2 separate regions of the Homo sapiens genome follow, and region 2 is linked to region 1. A link is an interaction called in ENCODE POLR2A ChIA-PET data of the cell type or tissue named here. Cell type or tissue: OCI-LY7. All regions are shown on one strand.

What was found. ChIA-PET counts read pairs that join two places held together with the same protein. Peaks named below come from ENCODE experiments on the same cell type or tissue, not always from the same donor. Only the 100,000 strongest peaks of a DNase experiment are listed, where the experiment ranks them.
Region 2: POLR2A ChIA-PET joins it to region 1 with 5 read pairs; 2 of 35 experiments call an interaction of 5 or more read pairs at or near these places.

The regions. Positions count from the first base shown.
Region 1 is chr6:57,106,958-57,111,957 of GRCh38, reverse strand. All of the region lies in intron 3 of ZNF451 (zinc finger protein 451), which reads right to left. Among named protein-coding and RNA genes, the nearest start is that of ZNF451, 19 kb to the right of the region's middle. In OCI-LY7, no CTCF peak of the experiment used is centred here; a DNase peak (open chromatin) is centred at 3,077; H3K4me3 peaks cover 284 bases; H3K27ac peaks cover 1,199 bases.
Region 2 is chr6:56,945,027-56,950,026 of GRCh38, reverse strand. The region is part of intron 2 of DST (dystonin); the gene reads left to right. It also overlaps the pseudogene RNU6-626P. Among named protein-coding and RNA genes, the nearest start is that of DST, 7.3 kb to the left of the region's middle. In OCI-LY7, no CTCF peak of the experiment used is centred here; no DNase peak of the experiment used is centred here.

The DNA.
Region 1 (5,000 bases):
TAGTTGTTTACAAATACAAAGTACACAGAACATCTGCTTTGTATGAACAAATCTTAAAACACACATATAGATATACTCCATTCTGTAAAGTACTTTATTCAGTGAATAAGGCTAGTCCCACCAAACCTGTTAAAAAAGATTTTCCTATATTCTCTTTTGAGTAAACTGCCAACATCTATCTCTATAAAAATCATTTTAGGAAAATGACTTACATCCTCCTTCAGTACAGGACCAAAATATAACAGTAACTGGACCTTAAGAGATTTTTAAAATATACGGCCAGGCGTGGTGGCTCACAACCACAATCCCAGCACTTTGGGAGGCCGAGGCAGGTGGATCACCTGAGGTCAGGAGTTCAAGACCAACCTAGCCAACATGGTGAAATCTTGTATCTACTAAAAATACAAAAATTAGTTGAGCATGGTGGCAGGTGCCTGCGATTCCAGCTACTCGGGAGGCTGAGGCAAGAGAATCGCTTGAACCCGGGAGGCAGAGGTTGCAGTGAGCCAAGATCGCACCACTGCACTCTAGCCTCAGCGACAGAGTGAGACTCCGTCTCAAGAAACAAAAAACAAAAAAAAAAAAACAAAAAAACCCCACAGTAACTCTGAATATGAAGTGTGACAAAGCAAAAGGGAGTTTTTTAACCCTGAGTGCCACTGTTCCACCTCTGGCACAGAAGGAAAAAAAAAAAAAAGGATGAACTGTAGAGAAAATAAAAGTAAAAGTGGGAATGGGGCCTGGTACGGTGGCTCACGCCTGCAATCCCAGCACTTCGGGAGGCCAAAGTGGGCAGATCACTTGAGGTCAGGAGTTCGAGACCAGCCTGGCCAACATGGCAAAACCCCATCTCTACTAAAAATACAAAAAATTAGCCAGGAATGGTGGCATGCGCCTGTAATCCTAGCTACTTGGGAGGCTGAGGCAGGAGAATCGCTTGAACCTGGGAGGTGGAGGTTGCAGTTAGCCGATATGACCCCACTGTACTCCAGCTTGGGCGCCAGAGTGAGACTGTCTCAAAAAATAAGGGAAAAAGAAGGAAAAAAAAAAAAAAGAAGGTAAAGGTGGCCAACAGCAAGGAAAAAAACTTAAAAAACGAATACGAAGTTGACAAAATGTGTTGGAGCTGCTGGAGATATTACTGGGACAAGGTCTACAACCCAGTTTCCTATCTGAAACACCTAGAGAGGGTTCTGGTGATAGGAACCCACTTCCTCCTTCAATACAACACCTCCAAATGCCAATGAAGCAATATTTTTATAAGTAACTTTATTTTCCCCAAGTCCACCTAGAAATGATCTGTAAGTCAAAACACAAGGAAATTAACCACTTTTAGCTACCCTGAGGACACCTTTCCATAGGTGACCCTGAAGTATGCAACCATTTAACCATGAAGGGATACCACATTCCACTTCAGGAACATTATCCTGTTCATCCTCAGAGTTGTTTTCTACCAGTGCCTCAGTTCTTTCTGATTGCTTGAGCTGCCCCAGAGCCAGAGGTGCACTGTAGAAAGCCCACCTTGGGCTCAGTTCCGGGAAAGAAAGAATTGTTCTAGATGTACATAATGGACTATGGTACAAACCAACCCCTAGAGAGACAACTCCTAGAACCTTACAAGTAATGGCTGTACAAACTTAGCACACTTTGAATATGTAGGAACCAGTACATATTCACAGATAATTTATCATCATCTATTTAGTCTCCTTCATTTCTGTTCCCCCTAAAGACTATTTCTTATAATTCTGAAACCAGACACACCCCATTGTGTTACCCACACTGTTCCACACTCCTGTTCCTCCAGCTGAATGTCTGGCTCCTGTTTCTCCACCAGGCCAACTAACTCTTGCCTAATCATCCTCCAAAACTCAGCTCACACACTTGGTAAGAAAAGCTTTTCCTCACCCCTCTATATGGCTTTTCTTATTCCATCACCACAGGCATTCTTCCAAAAAGGACATCTGCTCTTATACTTTAGTGGTATTTATTTCTCTGGAGAATATACCATCTCTTATTAACCCTCAGTATTCTCAGACCTTTCTCAATACCTGCCTGCACATAGCAGGTACTGAAAAAGATGTCTGACAAACTAAAAGACTGTTTTCAACACAGATATGAAATAACAAAATACCATCTATCAAAAATTGTATACACATACATATACACTCTAACTCCTCATTCTACATTCTCTTATTTTATTATTATGAGCATTTCTTAGCTTGTACTTGAGAAAAGAGACTATTTTACTTTAAATATATCTTTTAATGACTTAGTACACTGTTAGGCTTGTAAGACAGCCTTAAAAAATCATAAAGGGGAACATGATCACATGGCATGAAATGAACATTTACATGCTGTTAAATAACATTTTAAAATGTATGTATCTATAGCCAATACCATAGAATACCATATCCAATATGAATAGAAACAGCACAATTACTTCAAAAAGGAAATCTGCATCAGGCTTTAGTGTGTTGTCAAAGTACTTTCGGATATTACCTCATTTGAGAGTAAGAAAACTGAGGCTCAGAAAACAAGTGACTTGCTAATGCTGAGGGTCAAGGTCTTTGGAATTCAAATACCATGTGCTTTGCACCATTCCTTTTTCCTTCCATTAAACCAATATCCTCAAAATGCCAGTTAAAAAAAAAAAATGTGTGTATATGAAACAAAATGAATGTAATAAACAACATTGAACAAAGAAAAAACTCAAGCAATACGATTAACATAATCAGTGCTGAAAATGAATGGAAACAGAAACCAATGACTACGAATCAAGAATAATCTTAGTCCAGCAGTGAAATCTCAATGGGAGAACTAAGAGGATAGGGTTCCTGATGTGACAAGTGAAATAATCAGGAATTAGTTAATAGCTAAGACATCAAATACTAGTGGGGTGACAGTAAAGCCATAAAGGAAGTTCAGAAAATGAAAAGATTTGTGTATGTAAAATTAGTTTACCATAGAAGTAAAACTTGAATGGGGCTTTGAAAAACACATGGAGGCAGCCTAGTATAATGCTGAATTGAGACTGGAAAAAGTCCATATTTAAAGCTCAGTTCCACCACCTGAGCAAGTTGCTTAATGACTTAATGAAGTTTCAGTTCTTCTTCTGCAAAATAAGAATGAATTTCTCTCAAGAGTGCCTTGCAATCAGCACAGAGCCTGTACTACAGACTATACAAATGTAGATTCTTTCTTCTACTGCCTTCCCAGGCAGGAAGATGACAATTAAACACACGGATATTAACATGCTTCCAAGACCTGTCAGAATATATAGAAGCTGTTCCAAGCCATTAAAGAAAGATCAATACACAGGCCGTTCTGTCCCAAGAATCTAAATGAGACTACTTATATAACTATATTCTACTGAAGGCAAAAAGGAACGGGCTGCATACCTAACAGTAGTTAGATGTAAATTAAATATGTAAAAAAAAATGAATTGAAAACTGTGTTTAGTGACTTGGGGAAACGTTTTTATTTCATCATCCACATCACTGTTACCTCACCAATCAAAAGAGGTATTAAGGGACCACAACATATAGTTATTTAACACATTACTACATTTATAAATCAAGGTAGTGTGAAACACAGCCATCACAAATAAAAGTAGAGTTAACAAGAGGTCTAACTGTAGCCCTTAACAGTAAATGCTGTGATAGAGCCACTCTTACGGGTAATGAAAGAAAACAGTACTATGATAGCTCATGGAGCAAAGATAGCATATGAAAGTTAGTCTTACAAAAGGACTACTAACTGAACACAATTCTTGAAGCACTTAAGGTCAAAGTAGAATTTTTTAAAATATCACCAAATACAGGCCGGGCACTGTGGCTCACGCCTGTAATCCCAGCACTTTGGGAGGCCAAGGTAGGTGGATCACAAGGTTCAGGAGATTGAGACCACCTGGACTAACACGGTGAAACCCCATCTCTACTAAAAATACAAAAAATTCGCCGGGTGTGGTGGCGGGCGCCTGTAGTCCCAGCTACTCAGGAGGCTTAGGCAGGAGAATGGCGTGAACCCGGGAGGCAGAGCTTGCAGTGAGCCGTGATCTCACCACTGTACTCCAGCCTGGGTGACAGAGCAAGACTCCGTCTCAAAAAAAAAAAAAAAAAATCATCAAATATAAACTATTTACTTTCACGTTACCAAAGGAATATACTCAGGAATACTAGAAAACAGTACAACTTGAGAGATCTCCAAAGTCCTAAAAGAAAATACAGACAGCCTGAGAATTCTTATTGAATTCTTGACAAGGTACCACAAAACCCAACAGACCATTTGAAATAGGTTACCTCAACCAGTAAAGCCCTTAACATCTACGGAAAACGGGTTAACTTTAAGATATATCAGAGCTGTATTATAATAAATCCATGGGGATGGGCTTCAAAATTTTTATAAGATACATATGACCATAAACTATATATAATAAACTTGTGTGAACATGTAGAAATGAGAAAATACTACTACCATTAAACAAGGTAGCACTAAAAGTTGATTTAAGTTCAAAAATCAAAGTAGTTTGAGATATTGGACTGGCTATATTTTTTTTAAAAGGGACATTAGAAGAAACTAGAATATCTCTTCTAATAATGCTTTAAAGACATGGTATTTAAATATACAAATACAAAGCCACATCAAAATCCTGTCTAGTATACACTGATAGAATAAAAATATCATCTACATCAAAGCGATTATGGGAAGATCAGACATCCTTTCAGAAAGAGGTGTTGAATACAGGAGAAGAAAAGATCAATACATAGAATAACTGATATGCTAACAACATCAAAAGGACATGGTTGGACTATGACCACTTCCAGATATATCCCACAGGAAGCAAACAAAATTTCCAGTAATAAGTTATCTCAATGGTACCAAACACTAGTAAAGTTTTCATTATAACAAAAAACAAGTAAATGAAAAGACAAAGAAGTAAAAAATATTCCACTAATAAGAGAAGATTTAATAAAACAATATTCTGTTCATCCAGGAAGGGA
Region 2 (5,000 bases), 160 kb after region 1:
GTTGACATTTCTTATAATACTGAACTGGCAAATCCTTTAGTTTTTTTCCAGTGATTATGTAAGTTATCCTAAATGAAACAATGGTCCACCTAAGCCCTGTTGTCCTCATTATGTTCCTCAAGTGTCCCTGTACCAAATCATTGGAGAATGGCCAGCAAAATAACCACATTTCACAGCATCTCATTAAATTTTCATCTTTCATTAAGAATTACCTAATTTAGTGGATTAGGGAAAGTGATAGTTTATTATTGAGAAATCCTTTATAATTAGGTTATCTTTATAAATAAATAATTTGTCTAGAGTTACGTTTTAGGTCTAAATTAATTTACACTAATTAAATCAGCCATAAGTTGTAAGTGTGCACATGATGTAGTATTCACTGAGTGTCACCCAATTATTTTTCAAATAAACACATTTATTTTCTCTTTCTGTCCAAAGTACTGTGTTAGACAATAGGGCTAACAAAGGGTTAGAGATGGAGCCCCTGCCCTTGACAGTTCCTTCTAGGTCACTCCCAATGTCAGTGCTGAAATTTTATAGTTACTGGTTTTTTCTGTTATGCTAACTGAACTGCTGTGCCGTTTCCAACTATGAATCACAAATGCAATGAGAGCATCGGAGGCTGCTGTGTAAAAGTGTACAGCCAATACATATGTAAAAAAGACAAATTAATCCTATTCACAGAGTTTATCATACCAGAGTCAACACTACCATATAATTAACGCTGACTTTAGCTACATGGTGACAAAACACAAAAACAAAACAACAAAAACAAACAAACAAAAACTCTCACTTTTTTTCATGCATCCAAGCCAATTAAATTCATCTAGATTAGAATTGAAACAAAATATTTTCCAGAGAAGTTTGCATCTTTATGTAATCTTAAGGCTCAAGAATGACTCTCTTTGAGATCTGGATGGCAAAATGGAACTAGGGTAATAACAATAATTATTGGCATAATGTAAGGATTATAAGAATATGAGTTCAAAATTCTGGTTTTGGGTTCTAGCTCTGCCACAAACTAACTGTGTCACCTTGGTCAAGTCTCTTTTGTCACTGATACTTAGATTTTGTATTATGACTGGTAATGTGAGAATGATCTCTGATCCCCTTCCAGAAGTAATAGGCCAAGTATCTACTACATACAAAGTGTCATGCTGTAGAGGCACCATGAAAACATGATTCCTGTCTTCTAGGTGCTTAAGGCAGGTAAAGAAAAAAGCATCATTAGCGTAAATACCAAGTAACAAATTATGTATAGAAAAGGAATGGTTGGAATAGTTCTGGTGAAATGGTTGCTTCTAGCTCAAGTGGTTAGAGAAGCCTTCCAAGAGGAGTGATATTTATGCTGAAGCCTGAAGGTTGTATGGTAAGTACAGTAGTCCCCTCTTCTGTGTGGTTTTGCTTTTCATGGCTTCAGTTACCCGTGGCCAACTGTGGTGTGAAAATATTGAGTGGAAAATTACAGAAATAAAGGATTCATAAGTTTGAAATTGCGTGCCACTCTGAGTAGCCCGATGGAACCCTGAGCTGCCCTGCTCCAATCCCACTTTGTCCTGCCCAACATGTGAATCATCCCTTAGTCTAGCAAATACATACTTTATACTCTGGCCATCTCAGTTATCAGGTTTACCGTCAACTGTATTGCCACACTTGTGTTCAAGTCACCCTTATTTTACTTAATAATGGCCCCATAGTGCAAGAGTAGTGATGCTGGCAATTCAGATATGCCAAAGAGAAGCCACAAAATGCTTCCTTAAAGTGAAAAGGTAAAACTTCTTGACTTAGTAAGGAAAGGAAAAAAAAATCGTATGCTGAAGCTTCTGAGATATACCACAAGAATGAATCTTCTATCTGTGAAATTGTGAAGAAGGAAAAAGAAATTCCTGATAGTTTTGCTGTCACACTTTAAACTGTAAAAGTTATGGCCACAGGGCATGATGAGTGCTTAGTTAGGATGGAAAAGACATTAAATATGTGGGTGGAAGACATGAATAGAAAACATATTCTGATTGATGGCAATGTGTTGCATCAGATTTACTTAATTAAATTACACTTTATCATAGGTGTGTTTGTATAGGAAAAAAACATAGTATGTATAGGGTTTAGTACTATTCATGGTTTAAGGCATCCACTGGGGTCTTGGAATGGATCTGTGGTGGATAAGTGGGGTCCACTGTACCTGAGTAGATTCAGAGAAATGAGAGCAAAATCCCAGGTTGGTATAAGGGCATGAGGATAGACAAGATTTAGGAAAGCACATGCCTGTTTTCAGAGCTTGGTGTACACCAGTATGGTTAGAGAAAGGGACTCTTGAGATTGCATAAAGGAATATAGTGCTGGAAGTAGACATAAGTGTCAGCTATAATAAAAATGATTCGTGTATACTACATGACAGTTGACAAAAGGCTTTGACATAACATTATTTTATTTGAACACTTTAGGAGGGCATCTGCTGTGAGTCCTCTTAAGAGAAGCAGGCTGGGCGTGGTGGCTCACGCCTGTAATTCCAGAACTTTGGGAGGCTGAGGTGGGTGAATCACAAGATCAGGAGATGGAGAACATCCTGGTCAACATGGTGAAACCCCGTCTTTACTAAAATACAAAAATTAGCTGGGTGTGGTGGCGCACGCCTGTAGTCCTAGCTACTCGGGAGGCTGAGGCAGAAGAATCGTTTGAACCTGGGAGGTGGAGGTTGCAGTGAGCCAAGATCGTGCCACTGCACTCCAGCCTGGTGAAAGAGCAAGATTCTGTCTCAGAAAAAAAAAAAAAAAAAGAGAGAGTAGCAAAAAATCACCATTTGATTTCTTTTCCAGCAACTATAACAAAACCGTCCAATCACTCTTCTTTCACCCAGGGAGAACAAAGAGTTATGGCCTCTGCTGCAGAGGGCCTTGGAAAATGGCCAGTTGGGGGCCTTTCTGGTGACCCCGAGGCTGAGTTTTTGATGGGTACCATATTTTTGAGGTCCAAGGATCAGCATCATTGGGTTATATTCTGACTGCAGACACCATCTCTCCAGGGATTTATGGGAACTTGCTCATGTGTTTAGTGTGGTCATTACAAATTTTAATATGAAGTATAATAAATTTGCAGGTAATTCATTATGTAAAAGACCTTTTTATTGACTGAAATACATTAAAGTTTTTGAAAGTATTTGAAATGTATGTAGCAACTTTTCAACTTCTTCCTTTAAAATTTCTCTCCTATAATAATTATTCCTAAATGTTTACCCTCCTATGAAATCCTCAGGCCTACTCCCTTACCTTCAGCCAGTGACTTTTTATCTCCTGACTCACAATTAATGTATCAAGTAATAGCTCCTTAAACTTATTGCACCTACGAACTAACTGGCATCTTAGCCTTCCTTCCCAGTCCAATGAAAAATTCATCTGTCGTCCACACTGATATTTTATGCTTATGTTGTGAATTCTTTTCTTCCCATCTTGGGGGATATTCTATTAGTCATCCCCTCCTTCTTTATCCTCAATTGCTCCTTCTCTGCTGGCTCCTTTCCCTTACCTATAAACATCATATGTGCTTCCTATTGGAAATAACAGCAACAGCACAAAACCTCCCTATGTCACCAACTCTTCTCTTGACAAGAAAAGTTTCCTGAAAAAGCTTCTTTGTTACCTTCTATTCCTCACCTCTCACTTATTCCTCAATTTAATCTGGCTTCTGCTGCTACTATTTAGAACCACTCACACTTAGGTCACCAATGATTTCCAAATTGATATATTGATTGTTTCAGTCTTTAATTTAGTTGATCTATCCAGTATTTGATACTATTGGCCACTGATTCCTTCTTGATATTTCCTTCCTGGTTTCTAGACAACACCCTCTTAATCCCCTGCCCCTTTCTGGCCCTGGCTCTCTCTGTTTCTGCACTGAATCCTCTTCCTACTTATAACTTGATATTCCCTGTCTTGGGCCTACTTAAAAGAAGAAAACAGCTTTATTGAGATATAATTTACGTACCATACAGTTCACCCATTTAAGTGTATAATTAAGTGGTTTTTGGTATATTCACAAGGTTGTGCAACCATCATCACAATTTAATTTTAGAACATTTTCATCACCCCCAAAATAAACCTATACCCATTAGCAATTATTCCCTATTCCCCTCCTTCCTTCATCCTTTACCTATAGGCAGCCACTAATCTTCATTCTTTTTTTTTTTTAAATATGGAATGCTTCACAAATTTATATTTCAGTGTTTCATCCTTGTGCAGGGGCCATGCTAATCTTCTCTGTATCTTTCCAATTTTCATATATGTGCTGCCCAACCAAGCACTACTTTCTGGCAATAGGTTTGCTGGGCCTCATTTTTGCTTATTTAGATTTTACTTGTGGGATCTCACCATACTCACTGTTTTAGTTTATCCCCATATCATGGTTACTCTGAAATCTGCCTATCAAATTTAGACCTCACTTTTGATCTCTAGGTTCAGAGTCACCTGCTTTTTCCTCATTTTCCCATAGATGTCCCATTGGCATCTCAAACTGAACATGTGCAAAACTGAATCATCAGTCTTTTACCACATCTTATGCATCTATTTTGGAGAATGGCAATATTCTCACATCCAGTCCCCAAACCCCTGCAGTTTTTCAAACTAGGAATATAGAAGATAGAATAGATGGCTCCCTCATCCATCCTGTCCCATCTGTCTTCTCTTTTAAATATCTCTGGACTCTGCCTTTCGTTGTATTCCCATTGCTGTTTCTTTGGTTCAAGCCCTATAATAAGCCTCTGGACAAGTCTCTCTGCATCCCCTTCCCCAACTCATCCACACCAATTTAATAAAGATCATTTGAAAATACAAATTAATTATTAAAACTTCTATAAGTTATGGAGACATTCAGATTTAAGTAATAGAAAACCCAACTTAAAATGGGTTATTAATAAACAGGGATTTCTATTCTCTCATAACAAGAAGGCTAGAGATGGCCACAGGCTTTGCTTGAGCAGTTCTACCATGTCATTTTCAGTATATTTG